2 separate regions of the Mus musculus genome follow, and region 2 is linked to region 1. Evidence: chromatin contacts called from ENCODE Hi-C or POLR2A ChIA-PET data. All regions are on one chromosome and are shown on one strand. The core of a region is the stretch at or near the end of the contact, and the rest is flanking DNA. Distances in the headings are between cores, read along the strand shown.

What was found. A loop is a pair of places that touch in the nucleus more often than their neighbours do. ChIA-PET counts read pairs that join two places held with the same protein, here RNA polymerase II (POLR2A).
Region 2: POLR2A ChIA-PET joins it to region 1 with 29 read pairs in Patski. The contact joins the enhancer-like site here to the promoter of Fbxl18 in region 1. A Hi-C loop is called at or near these places in 4 of 37 maps with a recorded cell type or tissue (CH12F3, mature B cell and v-Abl transformed pro-B cells). POLR2A ChIA-PET finds 5 or more read pairs at or near these places in 4 of 5 experiments (Patski and embryonic stem cell).

What each region holds. Positions count from the first base shown.
Region 1 is chr5:142,893,162-142,897,986 of GRCm38, forward strand. Fbxl18 (F-box and leucine-rich repeat protein 18) reads right to left here and starts at 2,077. Exons shown (of 5, transcript NM_001033312.3): 1 at 1,949-2,077. It overlaps Gm38733 (a long non-coding RNA gene), which reads left to right and starts at 2,143. Exons shown (of 2, transcript XR_003955825.1): 1 at 2,143-2,306; 2 at 4,544-4,825.
Region 2 is chr5:143,056,053-143,060,877 of GRCm38, forward strand. The region is part of intron 13 of Rnf216 (ring finger protein 216); the gene reads right to left. It overlaps Gm43380 (a long non-coding RNA gene), which reads left to right. Exons shown (of 3, transcript XR_003955828.1): 2 at 1-478. Among named protein-coding and RNA genes, the nearest start is that of Gm43380, 19 kb to the left of the region's middle. Within about 2 kb of position 2,284, at least 1 of the 3 ENCODE cell types and tissues checked has a DNase peak (open chromatin) inside an H3K27ac peak, as active enhancers do.

The DNA.
Region 1 (4,825 bases), core at 827-3,326:
TGTACTCACAAAATAAATAAATAAATACATCTTTTATTTTAAAAAATGCTTTCTAAAGTAAAGAGTGCTTGTGGACATCCAACATTGATTTGGGGCCTCCACAAGCACTCCCACATTCGAGAGCACGCACAGGAGCCAAGCACAGCAATGTGGGTCTACAGTCCTGGCTACTTAGGAGGCTGAGACGGGAAGACACCTTGAACCTGTGAAGTTGACAGCAGCCTAGGCACCATAGCAAAATCTAATCTCAGAGGCTCAAACCTTACTGGCTGGCTATGTTGCTCACTCAGGGAACAGAGGAGCTTTTGAGTCAGGACTCCATAGGATCACACGAGCAGACATGTCTATTTAATCCCTAGGACGTAGAAGTCATTGAGAGCTACTAATACAGCAATACTATCCTGGAACTCCTCTTGCTAGAGACATAACTTTCTACCACCTCACTCCTCTCTCATTAGTCTAGAGCTGGACCACACACTCTCTTTCCTGTCAATCAAAGAGACACTTCTGAGTCCAGTTTTCTTCAAAGAAAGAGAAGCTTCCAACAGACCCCAGACATAGTCCTCATACCCTGGAAAACACTTGTAAGTCTCACTGGATAAATGCAAGGAAACTCCTAGGACTTAAAAGTGTGCCCAGAGATCAGCAAGACGGCTAAGTGAGCAAGAGAGCTTGCCTTGCAAACCCGATGACCCAAGTTCAAACCCTGGGACCCACATAAAATGCTGGATGCAGTGACCCACATCTGCCATCCCAACACTGCTAGCGCAAAGTGAGAGGAGGAGATAGGGGCATCTGTCAAAAGCTCACAAGCCAGCTACTCTGGAGTATACACCATCAAGAGAGATCCTGTCTCAACTGGGGGGAAAGGCAGAAGCGATAATTTAGTACTACTCTTTCGGAGGACCTGAGTTCGATTCCCAGTACCCACACTGGGGAGGCGAATAACCACCTGTGTAACTCCAACACCGGGTGCACATGATCCTCTGGTCTCCTCAGACACCTGTACTCATGTACACATACCCACACACAGTTATACATACACACATACACACACACACACACACTAATATAAACCAGATAAAAGGCAACAACCAACTCTTCAAAGTGGTCCTCTGACTTCCACATGTACGCCACGACACGCACCCATGACATGCACATGCCAGTACTCACGCATACACACACGCTAATATGATAAATAGGTGTACCCCCAGATGCGAGTACCTAGGAAAGAACAAATATAACTCAAGATAGGGAGGAAGGCAACAGGGAAGCTACCAGGTGCTCCCCTAACCCCCGCCACGGCCCCATACTGTCGTCTGCAGAAAAAAATACTGCACACCCGTAACAAGACGCAGTGGGATTCTCCAGCTGACCTAGATCATAAAGCTCTGGGGTCAGTCCGACGCCCTATCACACTCCCGCGCATCACAAGTAGACTCCAGAAAGAAGTGGGCTGCACTTAAGCTGATAGAAAAAAAGAAGAAGCCAGGGCTGGGAATGGGGTCGAAGCCCTGAGTTCCACCCTTAGCTGCACATTAACCACCGCGTGATGATGCACACCTGTAACCCCAGATTTACAAAGGCTACAATAGAAAGATTGCTGTACGTTCAAAACCAGCCTGGGCTGCACACTGAACTCCAGGCTAGACTGGGCTACAGTGTAAAACAAACAAGAAAACACAAGCAGAAGGGACAACGTCCCATAGCTGCGAGGGCAGAGCCAACACACAAGGAGACGGGGGAAAGGCCTGGAAACTCAGCAGGCCACGTGAAAGGGTCCATTCTGGCCATCGAGATTGTGCGCCTGGGAACAGATGGGGTCAGGAGAGGAGAGGGCCTGGTAGGAGGGTAGGAGACGGCAAGGATGGGCCTTGGAATAAAGCCAGGGTCGGGAGGGAAGCCCAGAGGGGACTCCAGCCGCCGGGGCTGGAGGTGCAGGTCGTACCTCTCCGGAGCTAGCCGCCGGAGCTGCAGCCTCACAGTCCCCCAGCCTGCCAGCGTAGGGATGCTCGAAGCCGGCGCGGCCACAGCTCCACAGAGACCCCGGTAAGGGGCGTGGCTGCGGCGCACGCCTAGACGTACTTCCGCTTGCGCCCGGATGGACCCGGTGCGGTCGCCATGTTGGGTGTGGCATAAAGTACTCTCAGGATTCAGAGGCGTCCAGAAGGTCACGAGTGACCAGTCTCTTAAGCTACCTCCGCAGTTTCTTGCTGTCGCTCCAACAACATGCGTTCTGCTCCAGGCCTTTGCATTTGCCATTCGCGCTACACACTGCGCTCCAAGTCATCTGTCACAGCGCTCAGGTATCCTAGATAACCATAGCAACCTTCATGTGCACACGCTCCTGAATTTGCCCCTCATCTTGCGTTACAACTCTCAATAGCTCTTTGCACCGCCTGACTTGCTAAGCCTTTTTGCTTGTTTTGAGTCTCACTCTGTAGTCCTGGCTGTCCTGGAATTAGCTATAAAGACCAAGCTGGCCTTGAAGTCACAAAATCCGCCTACCTCTGCCTCCCATCTATGCCTAGGCCACTGTTTATTTAATGTATGTGAGTGCACTGGAGCTGTCTTCAGACAAAGTTTCTGGGAATTGAACTCAGGACCTCTGGAAGAGCAGTCAGTGCTCTTAACCGCTGAGCCATCTCTCCAGCCCCATCTTGTTTTGTTGTTGTTGTTGTTGGTTTTTGGTTTTGTTTTGTTTTTTTGTTTGTTTGTTTGTTTGTTTTGGGTTTATCGAGACAGGGTTTCTCTGTATAGCCCTGGCTGTCCTGGAGCTCACTTTGTAGACCAGGCTGGCCTCGAACTCAGAAATCCGCCTGCCTCTGCCTCCCGAGTGCTGGGATTAAAGGCGTGCGCCACCACGCCCGGCTGTTTTGTTTTTTAACACTACTGAGGATTGAACCTAAGGCTTCCTTTCATGCGTGCTAAGTAAGCACCCTGCCTGTACCCCCATAACTAAGCAGAGAGTCTGCCTGGTACTGTTCTTTGCATGTCAACACTGAACAAATAAATATTTGCTGAATAAATGAATAATAAATGTTTCCACGGCGTTTCCAGTTAAAAATGGTTTCCTAGAGCTCGTGAAATGACTCGTCAGGGAAAGGAGCTTGACTCTGACTGACCACCTGAAGTGAGTTTGATTCCAAGGACCCACACGCTGGAAGGAGAAGACTGCCTTCTAGAAGCTGCCCTCTGGTGTCTGTGTCTGCACTGGTCATGCACATGTGCTCTCGCTCGAGTGTACACAGAGAAAGAGTCAGGAAGGAAGTCCAGATGGTTTAAAATTAAGATAATAGTTTAATGGGAGCTGGGGATGTAGTTCATTTGAGTATTTGTCTAGCAGATACATAACCCGGGGTTCCGTCCCTGGCACTATATAAACCAAACCAAACGGAAACAATCTTAGGACTCAGAAAGTGGAGGCAGGAAGACCTGCAGGTCAAGGTTACCCTAGGCTATATAGTGAGTTTGAAGCCAGCCTGGTCTACATAGTGCGTTTCAGGACTGCCAAGGCTATAGAGGAACTAATACACCCTTCTTCCCTTGGGACACATAACTAAAATAATAATTATAAAAATTAATCAAATTATGAACACAGCAGGAAAGCTGAGTTTGAAGCCCCTGGTTAAACCCTCCAGTTTAGCATTGTCATCTACTACAGAGAAGAGAAAATTTACGAGCAACAGGAAGCCACAGAAAGGGGTGGGCACAGGGGTGAGTTGGAGCCACTGATGGAGCCCGATCGCTCGACATCAGCTGATTCTCACTGTGCCAGATAAAGATGGCCACAAATGTACACCCCAGCCCATCTCCCACCACTACCATCAACACTCAACAACTTCTTCCCTTTTCATTTTTAATTATATTTCTTATTTTACATTGTGTGGGGAGACAGAGAGAGAGAGAGGTGTATAGGTGCATGTAGCAGGAAGCACATGCAGACGTTGAAGGACAGACCCGGGGAGTCAGTTTCCTCCTTTGGCAGTGGTTTCTTTTAAAAAAAAAAAATTATTTATTTAATGTATATGAGTACACTGTCGCTGTCTTCAGACACACCAGATGGTTGTGAGCCACCATGTGGGAATTGCTGGGAATTGAACTCAGGACCTCTGGAAGGGCAGTCAGTGCTCTTAACCGTTGAGCCATCTCTCCAGCCCCATCAGCAGTGGTTTCTTTTTTTTTTTTTTTTTAAAGATTTATTTATTTATTATATGTAAGTACACTGTAGCTGTCCTCATATACTCCATCAGATTTCGTTACGGATGGTTGTGAGCCACCATGTGGTTGCTGGGATTTGAACTCAGGACCTTCAGAAGAGCAGTCGGCGCTCTTAACCACTGAGCCATCTCGCCAGCCCCAGCAGTGGTTTCTATTGGCTGTCGTCAGGTCACTTGTGCGGCAGATGCTCTTCCTCAGTGAGCCGCTTTGCAAGCCCTTTCCAGGTTTCTTTGCACTACGGTATCATAAAGCTTAGACTGGTCCGAAGGTTACTATTTATTTCAGGCTGGCCTCCAACTGCAGCTCCTCCTGCCTTTCCAAGTTCCCAGGTGCCAGAGTCACAGATGTGTGCCATCAAACTTGGAGGCACATTATGCAACAAAGGAGGCCAATCAGAAAAGGCTCCCAGCGTGGGACTGGATTCCAGCTCAAGGACATTCCAAGAAAAGCCAAGACTGTGACACACTACAAAGATATCACTGGCCTGGGTGGAGACCAGTGATACAAGGCTTGTCTTGAAGTATCTTTCAAACTGAAAAAAAGAAGAAGAGAGTTGGGCTGCCAAGGTGGCTCAGAACCCACATAAAACTAGAAAGAGAAAATA
Region 2 (4,825 bases), core at 1,034-3,533, 160 kb after region 1:
TGTCCCAAAAGGCTAGGTGTGGTAGCAGAGACTTACAATCTCATTACTCAAGTGGAGGAGCAGCACAGAGCACACAAGCTTGAGGCCAGCCTGGGGTATATAGCGAGATGGGGAGGGAGTGGAGACAAGACAGGGAGCAAACAATGCTTCCAAAAGTTTCTAGAAGCAAACCACATGGGACCAATGAAATGTGCCACCCATCCTCTTGTGCATCCCCAGGGCAGCACAGGTCTTGGCATAAGCCAGAAGTTATCTATCAAATTAATCAGCAATTTAACAGCTCAAAAGTGTCAAGAGCTGGCTTATGCAAAGCCTCAGGTTTGGGCTAGTGAGAAAAAGGAATTGAGAAAAGTCTTAAAGAGAAAACAAATGACCAAGCTCTGTGAACCTTCCATTTTCAGGTACCCATCCATCTGCTCCACTTGCCAGAACATCGTGAGCTTCAAGGTAGTCTTACTGCTTTGAGAACAGGGTCTAGGTATGTGATACTTTACTCCACAAAGCTTGCCTCTTCAATGACTCTCTCGTTCAGGAATGACTTGTGATTCATTTCTGAATGGGAGCCAGTTGAATACAGACCCAGCCAGAACTATTTGGGTAATAACGTGCAACTTTGGAGAGCCTTGCTTTCCTCCCAAATTTCTGGATCAGCAAGATTCTTGGCTGACCTTTATTCACTTAAGAATGTGTTCTACTCAGTTCCAGCTTCCGCTATGAAACCAGTCAGAATGGAGATTTAAAAGACAAAGCCAACTGCAGTTCTTTATAAGAAACCCCTGTGCTGGCTGAGGCAGCCTTTTTTTTTTTTTAACACAGTCTTATGAAAGCTACATTTTTTTTAAAGATTTATTTATTATTTACTATATGTAAGTACACTGTAGCTGTCTTTAGACACTCCAGAAAGGGGAGTCAGATCTCGTTACAGATGGTTGTGAGCCACCATGTGGTTGCTGGGATTTGAACTCCGGACCTTCGGAAGAGCAATCGGGTGCTCTTACCTGCTGAGGCATCTCACCAGCCCTTTTTGACACTTTCTTAGCTTACCTTAAGTCTTCTGGCTGGGGAGCATAGAGCAGAAACTTCACAACAACTATTTCAAAAGTACTCTATTAAAGGTACTGGATTCCTCTGGAGCTACAGCTGGAGATGTTTGTGAGCTGCCTGACTTGGGTGTTGGGAACGGAACTTAGGTTCTCTGCAAGAGCACCATGTGCTCTAAGTTGCACTAAGCCAACTTTCCATCCCCATTCAAAGTATTATAATAGTATCAAAAAAGCTAAGTGCTTGCATTCTCTTTTGATTTTTCTTTTCTTTTTGAGCCAGGGCTTCATGTAGCCAAGGTTCCTAAAACTCCTTGATAGTCTTTGCCTTGACCTAAAGTGCTAAGACTGCAGAAGTGCCATACCAAATCTGGCATGAGCATTTACTTTTTAGAACTACTTGTATATTGATTCTAACAACTATTTATTATCACTGACAAGATCCTAGGGTTTTAATGGATAACACTTTACACAGATTTTACACTTTCCAAAGACTTGAAGTGATGAACAGAAACCCACCAATTAAGTCCTTCATTTATACTGGCTAAGAGCACTGAGGGTATCTGGCATATAGGATCTCCCAGGTCTCTTTTAAAAACTGGGTATCTACAATTACAAGCCATGAGAACCAAATGTCAACAATACACAGCTGGGCAGAGTTCAAGTCTTATTGCAGGCAGAGAATAAGCAGATGAGTCCTCCTCCTGCCTCTACTGTCATGCTGGCGTCTGAACTAAGCAAGACCAGGACTGACCACAGTAGCACTCCTTGTCTGTCTCTGCTTTCTCCTCATGGTGCAGCAGGCAGGGTTACTACAGAAAAATCTCATTGCCCTTTTATGGTAGAAAAATGAATTACTGGCCCAGCATTGGGGCCCAGAGATGACAGAAGGAGAGCTGTCATTTGTTGTGGTTTTGGCAGCCATAGAATAGTGTTCTTCCTTCAGGCTAGATGGTACATACCAGGCATCTGCTAAGAGAAAACAGGCCTGGCCAACTGCTGGAGGCACCCTCCTTTACTTTGCCTGTGAATGGACATGCCACTTAGGAGGAGTGAGCCTTGATTTTGTAGAAACATTCTTTTCATAAAATAAGGTATGGAAAAGTCTTGCATTATGTGAAAGTTCTGAGCAGAGATGCCCAGAGGACTCAGTTCCAATCACTGGATCCATGTACCTTGAGCACAAGCTATTGAGACTGGGGTCTGGCAGGGAGGTAATCTCACATGACAGAAGGCCAAGAAAGCAGCCGCCCACTGCAGATAAAAGTCCACCCCATGAAAGCACAGTAAGGTCCCAGGCCCTTCTGCTGATAAAGCAGTAGTTTGCAACACAAGGCAAACTGTTTGCATTTCTGTCAAGAGGCCTGAAGAAAAAAAGCAGGCTTCCCAGCTGCAGACACACATTGCAAAAGAAGAATTAGGCAATTCTCTGTAGGCACATCAAGAGTTAGGGAAATTAAGCTTATCTGAGTGAGAGAAATTAAGCTTATACAACATGCTTTCGGGTGGAAAACAAGCCCTTTAAAATGGGGGGTAGGGAGCACACAACTGTGATGCTTGCACAGTTTCTTTTACATTTAATGTTCCCAAGGATGGGGAGTGGGGGGTGGAGGGAAGCTGGTCTGTCAAACTGTAGGGACACACCAACTGCCCAGAAATCTGCTTCAGAGACAACCACAAGGAGGAGGAATGATATTCCTGGGCACCAATGTAGAGTCTGTATCCCAGATGGACCTGGAGTGGCCTGTGTGGCCCCAAGCCACTCTCCTTGGCACCTCCAGTTTACAAAATCCAAAAGACTGGTGCCTCTTTAGCCACTCCCATCTCACTTCTGGGAACTGGGAAATACCCATGCAAATACTCAGAGCTTTGTTAACAGGCTTGTTAACAAAGGCTAAGAAGATTTATCTAGGACTAAAAGACTATGTGTCCTCAGGCTCTGACAAGGCTTCAGGAAGATCTCTATCTGCTACTTCCTCTCAGAATTAAAGGTTCCCTCTAAAGCACCATGAACCCACTATGAAACCTGTTATAGTTTCCTGGCATCTATAGAACTGACTTCACACTGTCACAGTCCATGATCTGGAGTCTGTTTTTCTGCCTAATTGTAGTTCCTTCCACTGTGGTCATACTTGTCTATTGGCTGACCCTGAAAACAGCTCAGCTCACATAATCCTCTGGCCCCACAGTAACATTCTGTCTCCACCCATTATATCTTACTGCAGCATAGTCAGGCTAAGACATAGCTCACACTTAGTGTTTTTCTCAGTGTGACAAACCCTAGTGATCTTTTCTTCTTGGGAGTCCCACTATCTCTCACTGCTGTCTAGATGAGCTGGCCTGTAGCACTGCTCCCAGCACAGCTGTTGAATTACCTAACTGTTCTTGTAACTGTAGTGTTCCATTGCCTCTGTGCAGAAGAGAGGCAAAGGGAAAGGGGAACAGCTCTGCCAGTCTAGTAAGAAGCAGCAAGGCTGCCCTGGAAGAGAGCACACGCCCCTGGGTAAAGGGGAGGCTTTCATAGGGTGAGGAGAAAGAGTCAAGTTTCTGAAAGGACAGTGGTGTTTTTAGTTTGACAGGAAAGGAGAGGAAGGCAAAAGGAAAGACAAGACAAGAAAAGAAAGAAACTAGTATTTTACTTGCTGTGGCTTAGAATCTGGATCAGCTTCTCAGGCACAGGGAGCATTTGAAGCCAAAATGCTTTTCATATGAACCTCTGGTGGGAATAAATCTGGGGGTTGGGAGTGGGGAAGTACTTTCATGAGGCTACTGGAATTTAATCTGACAGACTTCGTCTGTTTCTTTTTGAAAAGCAAATGCCAATCTCAGCTTTCTAAGAAGCATTGACTTTGGACTGGAAGTCCAAATAATTTTGGATGCTCTAAAATTATCTGGTCTCTCTTCAGGCCTTCAGGTAGAGTAGCCTGCATGCAAGATGCCCTGGAGATGGAATAGTCAGTGTAGTCACACCAGAGCCTGCAGGAATAAGGAAGGCAGGAGGAGGAGGAGGCCACACCTGCTGCATAGTCTTTCCAAGCAGCCGCTCTGCTGTCCAGCATCAATTCCATGTGTGTTGCTCTGATAGGTTCCACCTGCTCCACCTCTCAGGTACTAATCAAAGAACACAGACTCTCATGTAGAATCTTGACACAGAACCCTCTTCCAGGGTGATGAGCCATTTGTCCTTGCACAGACAGTTGCTGCCATTCCTGTGACCAAGCTCATCTCAGAAAAGTACAGATTTAAACCCTAGGATAAGCCAATTAGTAAGGGAGTTTCATTCCCTGTGAGGGATGCATACATACTCAAGACTAGCAAAGCAAAGCAAAACAGGCAAAAGCACAGACATAGCAAAATGGAAGATGTGCAATTGTTTAGTTGTTTTATTTAGTTCTTATAGTGCTAGAACTTGAACCCAGGTCCTTAGACATGGCTAGGTCTACCACAAAGCTACACTTCCAACACTTAGTGATGATTGGTAAGGAAAAGGCAAAGGTAGATAATATAAAGAATCCCATGGACCCAGCCACTAACGATCGACTCAGAGTCAATTTTAGCTTATCTAGTCCCTTCATCTTCTTCCACCCCACCCACCCTCCCGTACAGCCATGAACAAATTCCAGACTACTTGGTTCATTTATAAAGATTTCAGTGACTATCTCCAAAAGATAAAGACTCTGAAAACAAACACAATAAAACTTTCCCAAGCATACATAAAGAGCAGCTGGAAGCTCTAGGTTTGACTCCTATTGATATCACCTGCTACTGTGTGGCTGGAAAGCAAG